Regions from separate parts of the Mus musculus genome. Here region 1 is linked to region 2. The links are chromatin loops, found by intact Hi-C in ENCODE. Cell type or tissue: left cerebral cortex. All regions are shown on one strand.

Region 1 (4,000 bases), 110 kb after region 2:
GGCCTCAGACTCAGGCACTGCAAGAATAATCTAAGTTCTCAGATGCTGAGCAGTCTCACCAGCCCATGAGCAATCATTTCAAATGGACTCTTTCTACAAGTAAAACTATGTTACTAAGTTATTAATCACATTACCCACCACCATTTTTTTTTTTTTTTTGAGACAAGGCTTTTACTATGTCACTGAGGTTGGCCCTGAAATTTGGCAGCAATACTCCTCCAGGACTAAGACTACAGGCATGAGCATCCAGACCAACCTGAATATTCTTTCTGTGTCATCCCTTTGCAGAATTTCTAAAGTACCTCTCTCTATTTGTCTGGCCTTTCACTGGCTCAATTTAAACACCATAAACTACACCTAGACCACACCCCAAACACATAAGTTCTGTTCTCTTTTTCAGTCCTCATATTGGTCATAATCAATGAGAAACCTACCCTATTATTTGACTCCTACACAGCAGCACCACCCAGGCATTTCTCCCCGACTGGGGAGTACAATCCCTTCTAGTTAACAATCTCTTAAGAGGCCTCATATTTGAATCTGCTCTAGTAAACCTGGAACTTTTTTTTTGGGGGGGGGGTGCTGCTCACTGTATGAGACCAGCCCTGAACCTACAGCAATCCTACAGCCTCTGCTCCTGCAAACCAATAAAGCATATGCCAGCGTGCCTGGCAAAGTCTTGTAACTTTCGATCTTCTATTTTGCTCCAGGAGTCAAGCTCCCCTCCCTTCCCCTCCCCTCCCACTCTTACATCTAACTACTGCTACAATTGTCCCGGACCATCTGACAACTGGCTTCTAGTTTTTGGCTTTGAATCCTGTCCCACGGTTTACAAGTTACAAAGTATCACAGTTTACAAGTTACAAAGTATCCACTTCGGATCCTCTCTCCACGCCAGGAGCGTCCTAAGCCACAAATTGCTACCGAGGTTTTAATTGTTAAGGATCGGAGGTGTGTAAGGGGTGGAAACTTCCCCCACCAAGGTCACCATCAAGCGCCCAAGTCTTCGGTGGTTAAGTGCTTTCCCCCACCTTCCCGCTCCCGCCGACCCCAGCGCGCCCCCTTTTCTATATTCTACACCCCCTGTCCCCGCCGGTCCAAGACTACTGTGAATCCGAATGGACCGGGACAAACCCCACGCCTGTCAGCGCTGTCCCCCAGCTGATCCCGGGGTTTCTTTCATCAGCGGCCGCTGTCAAGCCACTCTTTCAGACTCCAGGCACCGCCCCCGGCCCGCCTCCACCTAAAACTGAGGACAGAGGTCCGGCCTGAGGGCCAGCGAGCCGGCTAGACGCTCTGCGCCGCAGGAGGGCAGGGCGGACGCTCACCACTGCGCCCCACGTTGGAGCGTGGTCCCCATCAAGGCTCCGAGCTCCGTCTTCTGGGTCTCCACATCCGGTCGCTCACGGCTGCCCCGGCCTTCCGCCATCTCGTCCGCCGCCCCGGCCCAGCCGGCCCGGACATCCGCCTAGCGCACGGCGTGCTATGGGCCGCGCCCACGCACGCACGTAACCACGCACGTGCGCGCGCCCGGCACCGCCGTCGACTTTCGCCTCTTCTCCCCGCCCCCACGCGCTGTTAACCCCCCCCCGCCCCCTCCGGAGCCGAAGCGGACAGAAGCAGGCTGGACGCCCAGAGGCGGCGGCCACATCCACCCGTGTCTGAGCGGCTCCTGCGATCTGACTGCTGGCCCGCCCTCGACCCATCAGTCACTCGCTCCATCCTGGCCTGTGAGGTTAGCCTGATGCTAAATCCGTGCAGGAGGAGCCTGCCGCTTGCTTTTCTTGTTTCCACTCGGTTCCATGCGGCTTTCAGCAAGACTGCCTAAATGCGAGATTGAATTTACTGCCTCGGCAGCCCCTGTAGCCAAGTGCACACGGACGCATTGAGATCTGGACTGTCCGGTGTGGTCCAGCCATTAATAGTTGTTTCAAACAAGGGCCGGCGCGATGGCTACGTGGGTGACAACTGGGTTTGATCCCCAGAACCCGTGTAAAAGTGGAAAAAGAAAACTGACTCTTTAAAGTTGTCCTTTGTTCTCGACACAGACACTGTGGCACGCGTTCGCCAAACAGGCACACAATAGTGAAATTTGTTGTTTGTTTGGGACAGGTTTCTTCTAGCTGCTGTCCTGGAGCTGTTTATGTAATCTAGGCTAGTCTCGAATTTAGGCCCATTTGCCCTTTTCTCCAGAGTGCTGGGATTAAAAGCATACATCACCACACCTGCAAAAAACAAAAATAAAGTCATAAATAGACGCAAAAAACAAAGTTGTCTTAAACAACTTTGTATCCTGTCAGCCATCCAGGTCAAGGAGAGAGTAGCAACCACCGAAGCCGACAGAGGTCCAGGCATCTTAATTTTTTCCTGAAACAATGATTCCGTTTTCTTCCGGGCGGTGATGGCACAGGCTTTTAACCCAGCACTCAGGAGGCAGAGGTAGGCAGATCTCTGAATTCGAAGCCAGCCTGGTCTACAGAGAGAATTTTAGGACAACCAAGGCTACAAGAAACCCTGTCTTGAGGAGAAGAAGAAGAAGAAGAAGAAGAAGGAGAAGGAGGAGAAGGAGGAGGAGAAGGAGGAGAAGAAGGAGGAGGAGGAGAAGAAGGAAAAGGAGAAGGAGAAGGAGAAAAGGAGAAGGAGGAGGAGGAGGAGGAGGAGGAGGAGGAGGAGGAGGAGGAGGAGGAGAAGGAGAAGGAGAAGGAGAAGGAGAAGGAGAAGGAGAAGGAGAAGAAGAAGAAGAAGAAGAAGAAGAAGAAGAAGAAGAAGAAGAAGAAGAAAAAGAAAAGATTGCAAGTCTTGAAAATCTTGCTCTGGAACAGGTTTAAAAGCATGGTAGAAAGCCATCTGTGGAGATGCCCGGGCAACTGGTGAGCTTTTGCTTTTCAGGCAAATCCTGTTTTGTTTCGGTTTTTTTTTTTTCGAGACAGGGTTTCTCTGTGTAGCCCTGGCTGTCCTGGAACTCACTCTGTAGACCAGACTGACCTTGAACTCAGAAATCCGCCTGCCTCTGCCTCCTGCTGTGGTTAAAGGTGTGCACCACCACACCTGGCACAAATCCTGTTCTTAACAGTAAGGCAAGTAAAACAGTTTCTTGGCGGATAGGAAAGCATGTCCTTCAAAAAACTAATACAAAACAAACGAACCCCCAATTCCCTCACCTTCCCAGTAGATTAAAAAAAAAAGATACATTTTATTTTATGTGTATGTGTGTGCGCCCTGCATAAATGTATGTGCACCACCTGTATGCAGGCACCCTCAGGCCAGAGAGCATTGTAACCCCGAGAGCAATGGTTCTCAACCTTCCTTATGCTGGGAGTCTTTAATACAGTTCCTCATGTTGTAGTGACCCCCCTACCAAATTATTTTGTTGCTACTTCACAGGTGTAATTTTGCCGGGCAGTGGTGGCACAGGCCTTTGATCCCAGCACTTGGGAGGCAGAGGCAGGTATATTTCTTTTTTTTTTTTTTTTTTTTTTTTTTTTGGTTTTTCGAGACAGAGTTTCTCTGTGTAGCCCTGGCTCTCCTGGAACTCACTTTGTAGACCAGGCTGGCCTCCAACTCAGAAATCTGCCTGCCTCTGCCTCCCGAGTGCTGGGATTAAAGGCATGAGCCACCATGCTGGGCTGGCAGGTGGATTTCTGAGTTGGAGGCCAGCCTGGTCTACAGAGTGAGTAACGGGACAGCTAGGGCTATACAGAGAAACCCTGTCTCGAAAAACCAAAAAAGAAAAAAAGAAAAGAAAAGCTTAAAAAGGAAAAAAAAAAAAATGGAAGACTTTGATTTAAGTAATGTTTGAGTATGGTCCTGAAGAAACAGTTGGGAGGAAGAAGCATAAATCAGAAGGAATGCAATTCATTGTCAGAGTGGGGATTAGGCCAAAGAGCTGAGCTTTGACTGTTGGGAAGGTTAAGGAGTCTACAGCTAGAGAGGAAGCAAGTGGGACCACTAGTTTAATGAAGGCAGTCATTAGAGATTGGGACAGAGGTGAGATGCCTGA
Region 2 (4,000 bases):
AAAAAAAAGTTCACTGGGGCCTTTCATCCCAGCACTGGGGTTGAGGAAGAGGCAGATAACAGATCGCTCTGTGTTACAGGCTAGTCTGGTCTACAAGGCGAGTTCCAGGGCTGTCAGGACTGCTGCACAGAGAACCCTGTCTAGAAACAAACAAGAATTGCAATTGCTTCAAAAACAATTTGGAGGAAGAAGTAGCAAGAGACGAGGTGGCAGATAACAAGGCAGTGGCATCTGGGGACAGATGGCTTCAGAATTCAGAGGGAGCAGAAAGAGATAGCCTTGACTTAGACTGGGAGACATTAAAAAGCAGATGCTTGTAAGTGGTAAACAGTAGGAAAGCAAGCAGAGGGGGCTTAGAACAGGGACAGTGGGGAACATGAGGACACGAGAACATGGGGTACATACCAGAGCCCCAAGTGAGGAGCAGCCTGAGGATGGGAGACTTGGCACTGAGTGGTAGAGAAGGGCCCTTTAGAGTCTGTGCAGTTTGAGGCCAGTCTTTGCGCCATCATTTCTAGACATGCCCTTCACTTCAAACTGACAACCACTGAGAGAGCTATAGGCTCTATTTAGTCATAAAGAAGGGTTCATCCACATTTTGGACAGTCAGAATTTTGGGCATGCAAAGGCATTAGTACTGTATGATCCCTGGGGATGTGAAGGTGGGTTTCTTAGGTCCCCTTGTTCTTGGGAGCAGTAACAATATAAGACCCATGTTTCTAGTCACCTCCCAGAATCCCCAGGTTGCAGTTACCCACGGTGGTAACTGATGGTACCTCCTTTATTGGCTGCTTTCCTTGGTCTTCTTGCTACTTCTCTGCGGGTGCTTCCTGGCTTCACCTCCTACACTAACCACACACACTTGTGTCACTGCCTCAAGATCTGCGTTGGGAAAATTAAGCTAAACACTGTACACAAAAGGGTCGGAATCAATGAGCAGACACAGACAAGTGCAGGAGCTGTTCACACAAGCTTTCCAACTGGAAGCTTCGGCTGATCAGAATGCTCACAAGATAGGCTGAGCCAAAGTGTGAATCAGAGGTAGGTGGATGCAGCTGGTCTTTGCTACTTTGTGGGTTTTTTTCCCACCCTTCATCCCCCAGTTTCAACCCCTATCACTAGATAGGAGAGAAAGAAGGATAGAGGGGAGAGATAAATAGAGGTCCTTGAATCTAATTTCTTTTGACAACTAACAAACTGCAACTAGTCCCCTCCCCACTGATGGCCAACAACCACCCATCCACCCCCCAGGGCTCTCAAACTTATATCCTCTGAGAAGTACCCAGAATTCCAAACATAACACAATCACAGAAACTATGTGCAGCTGGCAAAACCCTGCTTTTGCTAGAACACAGGCAAATCGTAGTCAGCTGCTGGGAAGCAGCCCCGTATCTCCACACCTGGCATTAAAACAAAAACATATTCCTATACGATTTCTCTGATGTTAAAAGAAATCAAAATTTCAGAATTCTCACTCCAGGGGAGTCTTTGTCACACCAGTTTGCTATCACATGACCACGGAGTTGGCTAGAGATGAGCTCTGTACCCTGAAGATGAACAGTCACCCAACCTCTGAGTAGTAGCCCCAGAGTAGCATTAGGCAGAGAGACTCCTGGCATCTGGCTGATTGTGCACATCCACTGCTCGGATCGAAGCAAAAATAACCTACTTTTCTATAAAGAAGGTCTAGATAGGCCCCAAGGCTAGTACAGTCTGCCCCTCCACCCTACAAGCTGCTAGTCTCCATATACACTAAGGGATCTTTTCTGTGTCCTGCTTTGTGTCATGGTTAGGACAGCTCGGCTGGGCTCCCCAACCAGAGGCCCAGGCTACAGCCCTAGTGGCCTCTAGGGGGCGCCGCTGGGAAGCTTGTGGTTTGGCACCTCCAAGCTCAGTTGTGATGGGCGGACTCCGACCCCTAAAGGCCCCAGGTTCCACTGGCTAGCCCCTGGCTGATTGTACCCAGAGTGGATCCGACTCACAACGACACCCGCCTCCGATCCCACCATACCGGTGTTGTGTTGCTCGCCGCTGCCTCATTTCTATCATCGCCCCAGGTAGAGCCCTAAATCCTGGCCGGCCGGATGTCCATATGCCTGTCTGTTCATTTTGGGTGACCGTGGGTCGGTGCGCCCTACTCCTGCCGTGGCATGTGCAGAGTTAAGGCGGGAGGAGGTTTCCCCGAATCTGGGGAGGGGGGAGCGAGGGGCGGACCCGGTCCAGCCCCGCCCCACGCCGGAGCGGTGCGGGAGCCCCACCAGAGCCCAGCTTCAGCCCTAGCCGGAGCCAGCGGAGGCGGAGGCGGAACAGCGGACCCCGTGCCCTGGCGACATTTGAGATCCAGCAGGTGAGTCCCGCGGGAACCTCGCGCAGGGGAAGTTTGGGGCATGAAGGATAGAACCTTAATTAAACCCACTAGCCAGACCCGCCCCCCACTCTCCTTTGAGTTGGAAGTTTGGGGCCAGGAGGCCGTCCCTGTTAAATCCCGGGACTGAGAGTGGAGACCCCCAGCATACACATAGAGACATAGACACAGAGAGATACACACACAGCAAAAGGGGAGGCTAAGGAATGTGCTCTTGGGTGGGGGGTGTCAGGAATCCAGCCGTTTATTCCTACAGGAAAAGCCCTGGACTCAGGGACCTTCTAATCCTGTGCTCAAGAGATTCTCTACACCAGCCTTTTAAAACCTCCTCAGCAGGGAATCTGCTGGCATCGCCACACCCATAAAGGATGGACTTCAAAGGGAGTGTGGAATCCTGGAGTCTAGCCCCTTTGGGTCTCGCATATGAGACTGGCCTTTTGCTGATATAAATGGTTATACCTTGTAGAAGATCCTTCTTGTAAGGACTACAGGATGAGGGACCCTGATGGCTGGACCCAGGTTGTTGAAGGCACACTAGATGCCAGTGTGTAGAGGATGCAGAACTCTCTTGGAGCACTGAGATAAGACTTGTTGGGACAGGAAGCACGCTAGGATGGAGATTTGGGCTCTATCTTCCCTTCCACTCTAAATTGATCAAGTTACTATTTGCTAGTTCTTAAGGTTGGGGAGGGAAGAATCCCTCATGTTCCCACAAGAACCGAGAACGCCTTCTGGGTACCTGGAATCTATTCTTCCCACTATAGAAGGACCTTCACCAGTAGAGTGTTAGTCAAAGGTGTGGGTCTTTCTGCACGAGTGGTTTTGGGCCTGGCCTGCCTTCAGCTACATGTTGTTCATCTGTTTCTTGACAGTGGCCCTGACCCTTTGTTTTCTGCCTCCCCTCCAGGTCAAGGCAAGATCCCTTGGACTGGGCAGACACACCCATCCAGCCCTGACAGAATCAAGATGAGGCCTTATCATGTCCCCCCAGTGAGGCCCACAGCCTGAGCAGATACTATGGCCTACCACGGGCAGTGAGCGAGTACCATGGCTGCAGGAGGTGGTCGGGCCTTTGCTTGGCAGGTGTTCCCCCCAATGCCGACTTGCCGGGTATATGGTACAGTGGCACACCAGGACGGACACCTGCTGGTGTTGGGGGGCTGTGGCCGGGCTGGGTTACCTCTGGATACTGCTGAGACTCTGGACATGGGCTCACACACATGGCTAGCACTAGCACCCCTGCCCACTGCCCGGGCTGGTGCCGCTGCTGTGGTTCTGGGTAAGCAGGTGCTAGTGGTAGGCGGCGTGGACGAAGTCCAAAGCCCAGTAGCTGCTGTGGAGGCCTTCTTGGCTGACGAAGGCCGCTGGGAGCGCCGGGCTACCCTCCCTCAAGCGGCCATGGGTGTTGCGACTGTGGAGAGAGGTGAGTGGCTTAGAACATCCCTCAGTTGCCCCAAGCTTCCTTTTTTTTTCTCTTGCCGGAGAGTCCATTATCACAGAGGCTGGATAAGTGCCGCCTTGGACATGGCTTTGCCTCCTTTCTCTTACCTAGGCTTGCCGCAGTTTACTGTTAATTGCCTTTTCTGGGCTGTGAGGTGGGGGGTCAGAGCCCAGAAGGTCCCCCAGAAAAATGGG

Evidence for each region. Hi-C counts contacts between places; a loop is a spot of excess contacts. Peaks named below come from ENCODE experiments on the same cell type or tissue, not always from the same donor. Only the 100,000 strongest peaks of a DNase experiment are listed, where the experiment ranks them.
Region 1: a loop joins it to region 2, with 1.9 times the contacts of the local background. A loop is called at or near these places in 1 of 42 quality-filtered maps.

What each region holds. Positions count from the first base shown.
Region 1 is chr9:108,345,347-108,349,346 of GRCm38, reverse strand. It overlaps Usp4 (ubiquitin specific peptidase 4 (proto-oncogene)), which reads right to left and starts at 1,516. Exons shown (of 22, transcript NM_011678.2): 1 at 1,329-1,516. The coding sequence starts at 1,429. In left cerebral cortex, no CTCF peak of the experiment used is centred here; a DNase peak (open chromatin) is centred at 1,545; H3K4me3 peaks cover 2,000 bases; H3K27ac peaks cover 2,207 bases.
Region 2 is chr9:108,450,664-108,454,663 of GRCm38, reverse strand. Klhdc8b (kelch domain containing 8B) reads left to right here and starts at 1,863. Exons shown (of 6, transcript NM_001359428.1): 1 at 1,863-2,347; 2 at 3,273-3,788. The coding sequence starts at 3,413. It also overlaps a transcript of Ccdc71 not described here. In left cerebral cortex, a CTCF peak has its summit at 1,846 (motif pointing right); DNase peaks (open chromatin) are centred at 2,714, 2,942, 3,199, 3,664 and 4 more places; H3K4me3 peaks cover 2,640 bases; H3K27ac peaks cover 3,283 bases.